Linked DNA regions of Homo sapiens: regions 1 and 2 are each linked to region 3. Evidence: read pairs that join two places in POLR2A ChIA-PET (ENCODE). Cell type or tissue: GM12878. All regions are shown on one strand. Region 1 overlaps DCAF17 (DDB1 and CUL4 associated factor 17). Region 2 overlaps GORASP2 (golgi reassembly stacking protein 2). Region 3 overlaps CYBRD1 (cytochrome b reductase 1).

Evidence for each region. ChIA-PET counts read pairs that join two places held together with the same protein. Peaks named below come from ENCODE experiments on the same cell type or tissue, not always from the same donor. Only the 100,000 strongest peaks of a DNase experiment are listed, where the experiment ranks them.
Region 1: POLR2A ChIA-PET joins it to region 3 with 5 read pairs; 6 of 35 experiments call an interaction of 5 or more read pairs at or near these places.
Region 2: POLR2A ChIA-PET joins it to region 3 with 6 read pairs; 4 of 35 experiments call an interaction of 5 or more read pairs at or near these places.

Annotation. Positions count from the first base shown.
Region 1 is chr2:171,457,466-171,461,465 of GRCh38, forward strand. DCAF17 (DDB1 and CUL4 associated factor 17) reads left to right here. Exons shown (of 14, transcript NM_025000.4): 7 at 506-610; 8 at 907-1,012. Among named protein-coding and RNA genes, the nearest start is that of DCAF17, 25 kb to the left of the region's middle. In GM12878, no CTCF peak of the experiment used is centred here; no DNase peak of the experiment used is centred here.
Region 2 is chr2:170,933,265-170,937,264 of GRCh38, forward strand. The region is part of intron 1 of GORASP2 (golgi reassembly stacking protein 2); the gene reads left to right. Among named protein-coding and RNA genes, the nearest start is that of GORASP2, 6.0 kb to the left of the region's middle. In GM12878, no CTCF peak of the experiment used is centred here; no DNase peak of the experiment used is centred here.
Region 3 is chr2:171,529,046-171,533,045 of GRCh38, forward strand. The region is part of intron 1 of CYBRD1 (cytochrome b reductase 1); the gene reads left to right. Among named protein-coding and RNA genes, the nearest start is that of CYBRD1, 8.6 kb to the left of the region's middle. In GM12878, a CTCF peak has its summit at 1,107; no DNase peak of the experiment used is centred here; H3K4me3 peaks cover 1,587 bases; H3K27ac peaks cover 2,604 bases.

The sequences.
Region 1 (4,000 bases), 72 kb before region 3:
TTGTTACTTGGGATTGAAGAACATCTTTCACTTACCATGCATGAAAGACTATCCAGGGGCTGGGCACCTCTAATTAACTAAAAATTTGTCTCTATTTTATAAAGAACATTTTAGCATAAAGAATTGATCCTTGGAAGAGTATGAATAGTAGATTAAATATTCATTTAGAACGACATGGCCTTGGTGTATGCCAGTGTCTATGAGGAATGGAATTTGTTATTAATAGATATTGACAATGCTATGAAGCAGATGAATGCTGGTGCATTATTCTGAGGGATGTGTGCCGCACTTCCATTAGTGCTCCAGTATGAGAATCCAGTGGCTTACTGTTCACTCCTAATAACACCCTAGCCTCAAGGTGATAAATTATAATGAGGTTTTAATGCTAGGCGGCAGTGTTATCATAGTGACATGAATATTAAGCAAGAGTACAAACCACTGTGAACATTCAGAGGATTGGACTTCCAGTCTTTTCTCAGGTGATATCTGTCTTTCCCCCCGCCAGATTTTTGGGAACGTTACAGATGCTACCTTGTCTCATGGAATACTGATTGTGATGTACAGCTCAGGACTGGTCAGACTCTATAGCTTCCAAACCATCGCTGAACAGGTAGAGAAAACTGAAATTTGTCATGTTACTATTAGCATGAGTTTTCGACTAAAGTATGATTTTTTTTTTTAGTGAGATGCTTTTAGAGTAAGGCACTTCTGTAGATTTTGGCTCTAAAAAACTGTAGAAATGTAGAAGACAAGTAACCTTTAAAGCAGGGGTGGGGAAGATAAACAGAAAGGCCATTGGAAAAAGACATTTTCTTTGTCATATACATGTGAATTTTATTTTTGTTCTCTCCAGATATCAAATAAATAGGTGCTAAAGCCACCATTTTTGTTTTGTTTTGTTTTTAGTTCATGCAACAGAAACTTGACTTAGGGTGTGCATGCAGATGGGGTGGGACTACTGGAACTGTAGGAGAGGCTCCTTTTGGCATTCCTTGTAATATTAAAATCACAGGTATGGCTACTCTATAGTATTTTTTCACCTTAAAAAAATTAAGTGGTCATATAAATAGTTATTAATTATAGTCATCCAAATGTTTTTCTCATTTATTTAAAAAACTCAATTCATTTTACTCCTATACATCATGTGCCTTGCTATTCAATAATGAATAAGCTTCGAGGAAAATCTGTCAGTTATTCATTGAACCAAAGGCCTGGGGATGCTGAGCCTTGCTTGGCCACAGACCTTTAGCAATTCACTTTACTTTTCTGATCCTTGATTTCCTTATCTGCAAAATGAGTTGCAGCAAATGATACCATCTTAGCTCTCTTATAACTTAGTATTTTACAATTCGATGAAATTTACCCCCTCTCTAAGAAAGGTGTTTTCCAAGAAAAAATTTTTACCATGACATCTGAACATAGAGCTTAGACACAGACAGAACTTCCCAGTATACTTAAAGAGTGCCAAATCACAAAAAGAAAATTATATACAAGTCTATAAATATAGTAAAAATGTTCTATATTTAGCTTATGAAATTCAGTTGTTAGAAAAGAAATCAACTGGCCAGGCATGGTGGCTCATGCCCGTAATCCCAGCACTTTGGGAGGCTGAGGCGGGCGGATCACTTGAGGTTGGGAGTTTGAGACCAGCCTGACCAACGTGGAGAAACCCCATCTCTACTAAAAATACAAATTAGCCAGGCGTGGTGGCACATGCCTGTAATCCCACCTACTCGCAAGGGAGGCTGAGGCAGGAGAATAACTTAGACCTAGGAGGCAGAGGTTGTGGTGAGCCAAGATCATGCCATTGCACTCCAGCCTGGGCAACAAGAGCGAAACTCCATCTCAAAAAAAAAGAAAAGAAATCAACTATTACTCAAATTCAGTAGTAGTACATTAAAAGAAATAGATCATGACTGTTCAGAGTTCATCTCAGGAATCCAAGGATGGTTTAATGTTTACAAATTTAGTAGCTATAAAGATCACATGAGTAAACTAAAAGAGAAAATTTTCTTTATTATCCTAATATCTGTTTATCTTAATTCTTGTTCATTAAGACTCATTCCTTATCATGTTGAACACATTCCTCTTATTTATAACCAACCAATAAGCATTATATTTTTAGGTGAAATGCCAAAGGATTTTCTAATATATGCAGAATAAGATAAGAATTTTTTCTATCATTTTTCCTTAACATTGTATTAGTAATAGACCAAGAAACAGAAATGAATGATGTCATTGTTCAAAAGGAAAAAAATATTATTTTTGGTAGTAAATGACAAATTATAAAAACTACTGGGAGTTCAAGTAAGTTATTCATGAAGTTCAAAATAAATATTTTAAAAATTACTCAAGTTTTTAGATGCCTTGGACAAACTGAATTAGGCAGTTGTATGAAAATTCAGCTCTAGCAATACCTCCTGTATTCAGTACAAATACATTAAAAGCAATCTATTAAGAATTTTAAAACTGTAGGCTGCAGTGGTAACCAGGTTATTTTGAAATGGGTTATTTTGGACAGAGTTTTTCCAAATGGTAGCATTTTTCTTGTTGAAATGCAAATAAAAAGTAAGTAAAGTCTGGGCACAGTGGCTCAAGACTGTAATTCCAGCACTTTGGGAGGCTGAGGCGGGTGGATCACGAGGTCAGGAGTTCGAGACCAGCCTGGCTAACATGGTGAAACCCCATCTCTACTAAAAATACAAAAATTAGCTAGGCACGGTGGCAGGCACCTGTAATCCCAGCTACTTGGGAGGCTGAGGCAGGAGAATTGTTTGAACCCAGGAGATGGAGGTTGCAGTGAGCCGAGATCGTGCCACTGCACTCTAGCCTGGGCGATTGAGCGAGATTCCATCTCAAAAAAAAAAAAAAAAAAAGTGAGTAAAACAAAAGAACAAAGATGATAAAGACAAAGTACATAGAGCCTGAAGAATTGACCTGGAGTTTTATCCCTTTTTTTAGAAAGAAGACTGGATTTGGGATCAGAATTTTAGTCTGCTGACTAGTAAGGGTGACACTCTGCTACTAATTGGTGGTATGATAGTGGGCAAATTATTATTATTATTATTATTATTATTAATTTTGAGACAGGGTCTCACTCTGTTGCCCAGAGTGGAGTGCAGTGGAGAGATCACAGCTCACTGCCACCTCCACCTCTTGGGCTCAAGTGATCATCCTACATTAGCCTCCCAAGTAGCTGGGACTACAGGTGCATGCCACCACACCCAGCTAATTTTTGTATTTTTTGTTTGGTGGAGATGGTGTTTCACTATGTTGCTCAATTTGGCCTTGAACTCCTGGGCTCAAGCAGTCTGCCTACCTCATCCGCCCAAAGTGCTGGGATTACAGGCATGAGCCACTGTGCCCAGCTGATAGTGGGCAAGTTATTTAACCTCTCTGGGCCTCAAATTTTGAAACTTTGAAATAATAATATTTGAAAACATGATCTATGAAATCATTTGTCATTGTAAAAAAAAATAATTCAATGATTTTTGTATGTTTGACTAAGAAAATTAGCACATTATATTGGAAGCTTTCAGTGTTTATTTCATACTGTAGAGACTTAAATCCCATTCATTTCTCCAAATTTGTTTTTCAATCTTAAGGTCTATACAAATAGTATTTATTTTAACTTTAAATAACTTTTTTTCTTAGTGCAAAAGCAGTTCCTTTGCATTATTTAAAAAATTGGGAAATTGGCCAGGCGTGGTGCCTCATGCCTGTAATCCCAGCACTTTAGGAGGCTGACGCGGGCAGATCACTTGAGGTCAGGAGTGCAAGACCAGCCTGGCCAACACAGTGAAACCCCGTCTCTACCAAAAATACAAAAAATTAGCCTGTAATCTCAGCTACTCAGGAGGCTGAGGCAGGAGAATTGCTTGAACCCAGGAGGCAGAGGTTGCAGTGAGCCGAGATCGTGCCACTGCACTCCAGCCTGGGCGACAGAGCAAGACTCTGTCTCAAAAGGAAAGAAAAAAAGAAAAAATAAAATAAAATTTAA
Region 2 (4,000 bases), 600 kb before region 3:
GGTCCTCCAATCCTAATGTAAGGCAGGAAAAATGTTAGGGCTTCTCAGTTTTTGAAGTTATTGTAAGTTACCCCCTACATGTGAACTATGTTTAATATCAAATTTTTGCCTATATTTTCCATTAATTATCCAGTGAACCCAACAAGACCATTTTCAAAATTAAATTAAACCAAAATATCCAACAGGTGAGAAATTGTTAAACAAATCAGGGCCTAACCACAGATAGAATGCTATACATTCGCTCAAAATTGTGTTTCAAACACCCTGTGTATGTGCAGGTACATTTGAGTGCTCAGGAAAATAAAGCTGAAAGGTAATAAACAAGGTTCTCTAAAAAATTATTAGTGACATAGTTCACAAAATTAAATTTTTGGAGTGACCTCACAGATGCCTATTATAGGATCTGCTTTTAAATTAAAATATTCATATTCTGTTCCACACTTAAAAGAGATGGGGAATAGCTGAGGGCATACTTTCTGGAGCAAGTATTCAGTGTGGAGACTGTGTGGAGTGTGGAGACATGGAAAATGGCATTTTCATTCTTTCTCATGCTTGCTTCTGGGAGAGATTTTGAGGTGATGGATATTTTGAAGGAAGGGTCATTGACATGAAATGTGTCACGAGTGTAATAACAGGTTTTTATCTTCTGAGCTATTTGCTGCAGACTGGGTAACATTTAGGTGTTCTCAGAGAAGCAAGTGACTGCAAGTGGAATTACTTCTATAGAAAATGCAATGCCTACACCATATCTTCTATCATATGGAACTGCTCTTTTTATATATTTTTTTCTATTTTGTCAGAGATGAGGTCTCCCAAAGGTACTGCTCTTTTTAAATGGTGCCTAACTAACCTATCTGCAATCCTGTTGTGATGGGATTTCAATTTAGTACTTATTTTGAAAAAATTAATTTCTGATATTCAATAGTCATTGTCTTCTTTATTCTTCTAACAGTCTTTCTCAAACTTTTGAAACTCATACCCTGTTTTTTTTTTTGTTGTTGTTGTTGTTGTTTTGTTTTGTTTTTTTTGAGATGGAGTTTCGCTTTTGTTGCCCAGGCTGGAGTACAATGGCGCATCTCGGCTCACTGCAACCTCCCGGGTTCTCCTGCCTCAGCCTCCCAAGTAGCTGGGATTACAGGCACCTGTCATCACGCCCAGCTAATTTTTGTATTTTTAGTAGAGGTGGGGTTTCACCATGTTGGCCAGGCTGTTCTCGAACTCCTGACCTCAAGTGATCCACCCGCCTCCACCTCCGACAAGTGCTGGGATTACAGGTGTTAGCCACCACGCCCTACCTCATCCCCTAACACAGAAATCTCACTCTGGCTCCCTTCTCACTCATTCTGGAAACAATGGGTAAAAAGAAAACAGTAGGGTTATTTGGTATTGTTTTCTATATATAAAGTTATAATTGTGAAACCTGAAGAGTCTGACCCTGCCCCCAGAATTGATCTCTCCTTTTTTTTCTTTTTTGTTTGTTTGTTTGTTTGTGAGATGGAGTCTCGCTCTGTTGCCACGGCTGGAGTGCAGTTGTGCAATCTCAGCTCACTGCAACCTCCGCCTCCGAAGTCCAAGCAATTCTCCTGCCTCAGCCTCCAGAGTGGCTGGGATTACAGGTTCCTGCCACCGTGCCCAGCTAATTTTTGTATTTTTAGTAGAGATGGGCTTTCACCCTATTGGTCAAGCTGGTCTCGAACTGCTGACCTCAGCTGATCCACAGGCCTCGGCCTCCCAAAGTGCTGGTATTACAGGCGTGAGCCACTGTGCCAGGCCCAAAATTGATCTTTTCTAATAAAAGGCCCAGAAGTTGTTTAATAAACATTCTTTTAAATTGCTTTCAAATGTAGGAATCAGGATGTCTCAGTTTATTGAAGCCATGGAATACAATGTATATAAATCTTGGGATACTTTTAGGAATTATATCATTGAACATAAACTTTTTCTAATATTAATAGGCCTTGAACAAATTAGTAGTTTCATGTTGATTATATACACTTTTTTTTTCTTTGAGATGGAGTCTTGCTCTATCACCCAGGCTGGAGTGCAGTGGCGCGATCTCAGCTCACTGCAACTTCCGCCACTCCAGTTCAAGTGATTCTCCTGCCTCAGCCTCCCAAGTGGCTGGGATTATAGGCACCCACCACCACACCCAACTAATTTTTGTATTTTTAGTAGAGACAGGGTTTCACCTTATTGGCCAGGTTGGTCTAGAACTTCAGACCTCAAGTCATCTGCCCACCTCAGCCTCCCAAAGTGTAGGGATTTCAGGTGGGAGCCACTGCACCCAGCACCCCCAACGCCCCACCTCTTTTTTTTTTTTTTTTTTCTTTTTTTGACACAGGGTCTCACTCTAGGCTGGAATGAGTAGCACAGTCTCCACTCACTGCAGCCTCCAACTCCCAGGCTCAAGTGATCCTCCCCCCTCTCAGCCTCCCCAGTAGCTGGGACTACAGGCACACACCACCATGCCCAGCTAATTTTTTGTATTTTCGGTAGAGATGGGTTTTTGCCATGTTGCCCAGGCTGCCCTCGAACTCCTGAGTTCAAGCAATCCACCCACCTCAGCCTCACAAAGTGCTGGGGTTACAGGCGTGAGCCACTGCGCCCGGCCTGTATATGCTTTCGTACTTATGTGATGAGGTGTGTTTTAATGCCTGCGCTATCATCCTCAGGATTCTCACTGGGGGAGATCTGCTGTTAGTGGTTAATTATGGTTTCAGTAAGTAGTAGAGTGTACAACACTGATTCTTCTGCCTTCTGGGTCAGATACTAACAGGGCTTTTTAATAATTCCTCTGCAAATTTTATAAAAATTGAGCTTAGAATAACCGTTAACATCAGTGTGTTCATTTTGCTTACTTTAATATTCTATTGAAAGGATTATATATATTGATTGATTCACTATAAAATACTAATGTAAACTAGGAAATAGAAAGTTTGATATGTGCTTTTGAAACTGACTTTTTTTTTTTTTTTTTTTTGAAGCAGGGTCGCACTCTGTCACTATGGCTGGAGTGTTGTGGTGTGGTCATGGCCCACTGCAGCCTTGAACTCCTGGGCTCAATTAATCCTTTTATCTCAGCCTCCTGAGTAGCTTACAGGCATATGCTGCCACGTCTAGCCAATTTTAAAATTTTTTTGTAGAGAGATCTTTCTATGTTGCCCAGGCTGGTCTTGAACTCCTGGGCTCAAGCGATCCTCTCGTCTTGGCTTCCCAAAGTGTTGGGATTACACTTATGAGCCACCACACCTAGTCCTAAGTAGTTACTTTGAGAGACTGTACATTTCCCTGTTGGCATTGCAAATAAATTTACTGTAGCATGAAGATAATTATTCTGGGGTTTTGTTCTCTCTTTTAAGCATCAATGAGAGAAGGCTCAAGCACATTGTCAGAAATAAGGAAGCTTAAGCCGGGCATAATGGTGTGCACCTGTAATCCCAGCTACTCCAATCAGGAGACTGAGGTGAGGTGGGGGCCCAAGAGTTTAAGACCACGCTGGGCAACATAATGAGATCCGGTCTCAATAAAAGCAAAATTGTCACTTGACCAAGGACTTTGAGGCTGCAGCGAGCTATCCTCACACCACTGCACTCCAGCCTGGGTAACAGCAGCGTCTCTAAAATTAATTAATTAATTCGTTAATTTTTTTAAAAAAAATTTAAGGCTAGGTGCGGTGGCTCACGCCTGTAATCCCAGCACTTTGGGAGGCTGAGGCGGGTGGATCACCGAGGTCAGGAGTTCAAGACCAGTCTGGCCAACATGGTGAAACCCCCTCTCTACAAAAAATACAAGAATTAGACCGGCATGATGGCGCGTGCCTGTAATCCCAGCTACTCAGGAGGCTGAGGCAGGAGAATCGCTTGAACCCTGGAGGTGGAGGTTGCAGTGAGCCGAGATGGTGCCACTGTACTCCAGCCTGGGCGACAGAGTGAGACTCCATCACAAAAAAAAAAAAATTTTTAGAGACCCGGTTTTGCTCTGTTGCCCAGGCTGGAGTGCA
Region 3 (4,000 bases):
GCTGTATCCATAGCATTACCCAACACATAATAAACATTCAATGAATATTTACTAAATTGATGGAAGTTTGGCCAGTTCTTTAAACCAGAGGGTCACACCAACAAGGATTGGAGTACAAAGTAAATAGGTGAAGTAGATTTAGTATACAGCACCCACCAGGGTGTCTTTCTGGATTCAACTAAACATTCAGACACGAGAAACTGCTGCCAGGGGCGGTGGCTCATGCCTGTAATCCCAGCACTTTGGGAGGCCAAGGCAGGTGGATCACCTGAGGTCGGGAGTTCGAGACCAGCCTGACCAACATGGAGAAACCCCATCTCTACTAAAAATACAAAATTAGCCGGGCAGGGTGGTGCATACCTGTAATCCCAGCTACCCAGGAGGCTGAGGCAGGAGAATCGCTTGAACCCAGGAGACAGAGGTTGCGGTGAGCTGAGATCATGCCATTGCACTCCAGCCTGGGCAACAAGAGTGAAACTCTGTCTCAAAAAAAAAAAAAAAAAAAAAAAAGACATGAGAGACTATTAAGACCATACTGAACACCAGTCTACTCAGAAGGATGTAGGACAGAAGTCAGAGCTTGCTGGCAGGACAGTGGCTGGGCAGTGGCAGTGGGCATCCTTGCAGCAGCAGTCATCATAGCCCTCAGTAAGCTATCCTTTCCTCAGGTAACAGCTCAGGCACCAGGAGATGAGATCTGCACTGGTGAGATCAGAGCTTAAAGTCCCCTTGCCCCATAGGAACCACTGTCTTTTGTAGTACTCTGTATACCTACTTCTATGATCCCTGCAAGGGATAGGTAGTGGGTTGAACAGTGCCCCCCAAAAAGGTATGTCTAAATCCTAATCCCAGGTATCCATGAATGTGACCTTACTTGGAAATAGGATCTTTGCAGATGTTAACTATGGATCTCAAGATGAGGTCACCCTGGATTTAGACTGGGCTCTAAATCCTATGATTGGTGCCCTTATAAGAGAAAGGAGAAGGAGATTTGAGACAAAGACACACAGAGAAGAAGGCTATGTGAAGACAGGCAGAGATTGGAGTGATGTGGCCACAAGCCAAGGAAAATGGAGAATTGTTGGCTCCCCTAGAGGCCGAAGAGGGTATGGCATGGCTTCTCCCTCAGGACCATCCTGCTATTATAACACCTTGATTTTTAATTTCTGGCCTCCAGAACTGAGAGATAATAAATATGTTGTTTTAAGTTACTAGATTTCTGGTAATTTGTTATGGTAGCTCTAGGGGATTAATATAGGCTATAACAGTTATCACTGCACTCTGGGAAGCCCAAAGTATTGGCATCGTCATCAGGTATTTACAGATTTTTCATTGTTTCTCTCAGTCCAGACACAGTTTACCAATTGGGTCAGTTTTTATTATAACCAGCGTTGCCTAATAACTGGTGACAAACCACTTATCTGTTTACTAAGGCAGTTAATTAAAGGTCAAATCCTCATGCAGCAGAGTATAGGTGTACACTTGTGTGAGAGGTGGGAACTGTAGGGAACTAGAGAGTGCTCACTCCTGGCAAAACAGGAAGCTTCCACTTAGCCCCAGTGGATCGTGGCTACGTGAGGATGCCAGTTCAAGGTTGCCAGGGCTTCTCATTCTCCCGAGAGAATCCAGGTTTTTAAAAAATTGGTTCAAACAAAAAGTAAACCAGCCACAAAAACAAAACCTCCAAAACATTGGGCTGATCAAACAAAACAACATCTTTGGACCAAATTCCAGTCCATAGCTTCCAGTTTACAGGTGACTCCTGCTAGGGTTTTCTGACTTGACTTTGCAAGGTTTTAAATTTTTCCCTTAAAAGGTAGAACATTCTTCCTTTTTAAGAAAGATAGAGGGCCAGGCACAGTGGCTCATGCCTGTAATCCCAGGACTTTGGGAAGCCAAGTAGGGAGACAAGCCTGGGCAACATGGTGAAACCCCATCTCTACAAAAAAAAATACAAAAATTAGCCAGGCGTGCTGGTGTGTGTTGGTAAGTCCCAGCTACTCAGGAGGCTGAGGCTGGAAGATCACTTGAGCCTGGGAGGTTGAGGCTGCAGTGAGCCATGACCATGCCACTGCACTCCAGCCTGGGGACAGAACAAGACCCTGTCTCAAAAAAAAAAAAAAAAAAGAAAGACTAGAAATCTTTGTTATAACTTTTTTCTTTATATAGAGACTTCCTTAAAAGGTCAAAACAAGCTTTGAAATGACTATACAGACTTTGGCTGTACTTTTCTAAGTTTTTGTTGTTGTTCATTCAATTTCTTCATATTATCCTATCCATTTAATTAACATATTTATTAAGTACTTACTGTGTACCAGACACTGTGTAAAACAAGTAAGATACAGCTCGGTCTGCAAGCTGTTCCCATTTAATTTGGTTGGACACGAGTTATGGTTTCTTTCTTTTTGCTTGTTTGTTTTGATACAGGGTCTTGCTCTGTCAGCCAGGCTGGAGTGTAGTGGCGAAATCATGACTCACTGCAGCCTCGACCTCCCGGGCCCAAGTGATTCTTCCACCCCTCTCAAAGTGCTGGGATTACAGTTGTGAACCACCGCACCGTCCCAGCTCAAATTATGATGGGGTTTTTTGTTGTTTTGTTTAGAAATGTAGGTTATATTGATCCTTAAATATTTAGAGCTGGCTGGGACCTTAAGTTCTACCCTTCATTTTAGAGACCAAATGTCTGGCCAGGGTCAGACAACCAGGTAGTATCAAAGCCAGTACTCTTTCTAACCTGTCATAATATTGATATGAGGCACAAGAAAATATAGCTGATCTTTCTGAAAACACACAATTTCTGAATATTTTTAAATGTGTAGTCAATTAATTGAATTTTTTTCTTTTTCTACATGTATTTGGTACCAAGTAGCTGCCTTTGCGAGGATTTTAATCACTCAGAGATGTTTCTAGGGCTAAAAATATCTTCCAAATCATCTGAATCACTTCCTTCATTTTGACTTTCCAGAGATTTTCAGTTTCATGACATTCGTGCTGTGAGACAGTTTGAATGCACAGACATGTTTCAAAGCTCTGATTCTCTTTGACAGCCACTGCAGGAATCTTTTCAAGAAGTTTATTTAAAGAAGATTCTCTGCTTTTTCATTTAAACTTAAGGTCCTTTGGATAGAATCTGGTAAGCTCTTGCGTGCAGAGGGAAATGAGTTGTGGAGACTGATAATCCTGTTCTGAGCATTCTGCCAAGGAGAGTGAAATAATACTTTATTCAAAGAGGGAAGGGAAGTGTAATGAGCACACCATGTTTAAGTAGAATTCATAAGTGTTTTAAAATTCCAGTGTACTTCAAACTCAATAACTTACTCTTATTTTATTTTTGAATTCACTTCAAGTTGTTAAGTGGGTCCAAGTGCAGAATGCTTTTTACTTATTTGAAAGGGCCATTTGGTCTTCTATTAGCTAATACTTGCATCAGCAGTACAATTTTTCTTGAGTTTTTTGATTTGTGCATTTTATGGGCCTGGCATGGTGGCTTATGCCTGTAATTCTAGCACTTTGGGAGGCTGAGGCAGGAGAATCACTTGAGCCCAGGAGCTGGAGACCAGCCTGAACATCACGGCAAAACCCTGTCTCTACAAAAAAATACAAAAATTAGCCGGGCATGGTGGTGTGCACCTGTAATCCCAGCTATTTGGGAGGCTGAGGCAGGAGAATATCTTGAGCCCAGGAAGCAGAGGTTGCAGTGAGCCAAGATCATGCCACTGCACTCCAGCTTGGGCGACATAGTGAGACTCTGTCTCAAAAAAAAAGAAGACTAAAAAATAAGTATGTGAGGTGATGGATATGTTAATTAGCTTGATTTAACCATTTCACGATGTGTGTGTGTGTGTGTGTGTGTGTGTGTGTGTGTGTATGGAAACATGTTGTATAGCACAAATATATGCAATTTTTAATTGTCAAGTCTCTAAATTAAAAAAATAAATTTTAAAAAAAGTAAAAGAGGATTTGCTCATTTGCTGGCAATACTGAATGAACTACTGTGCTT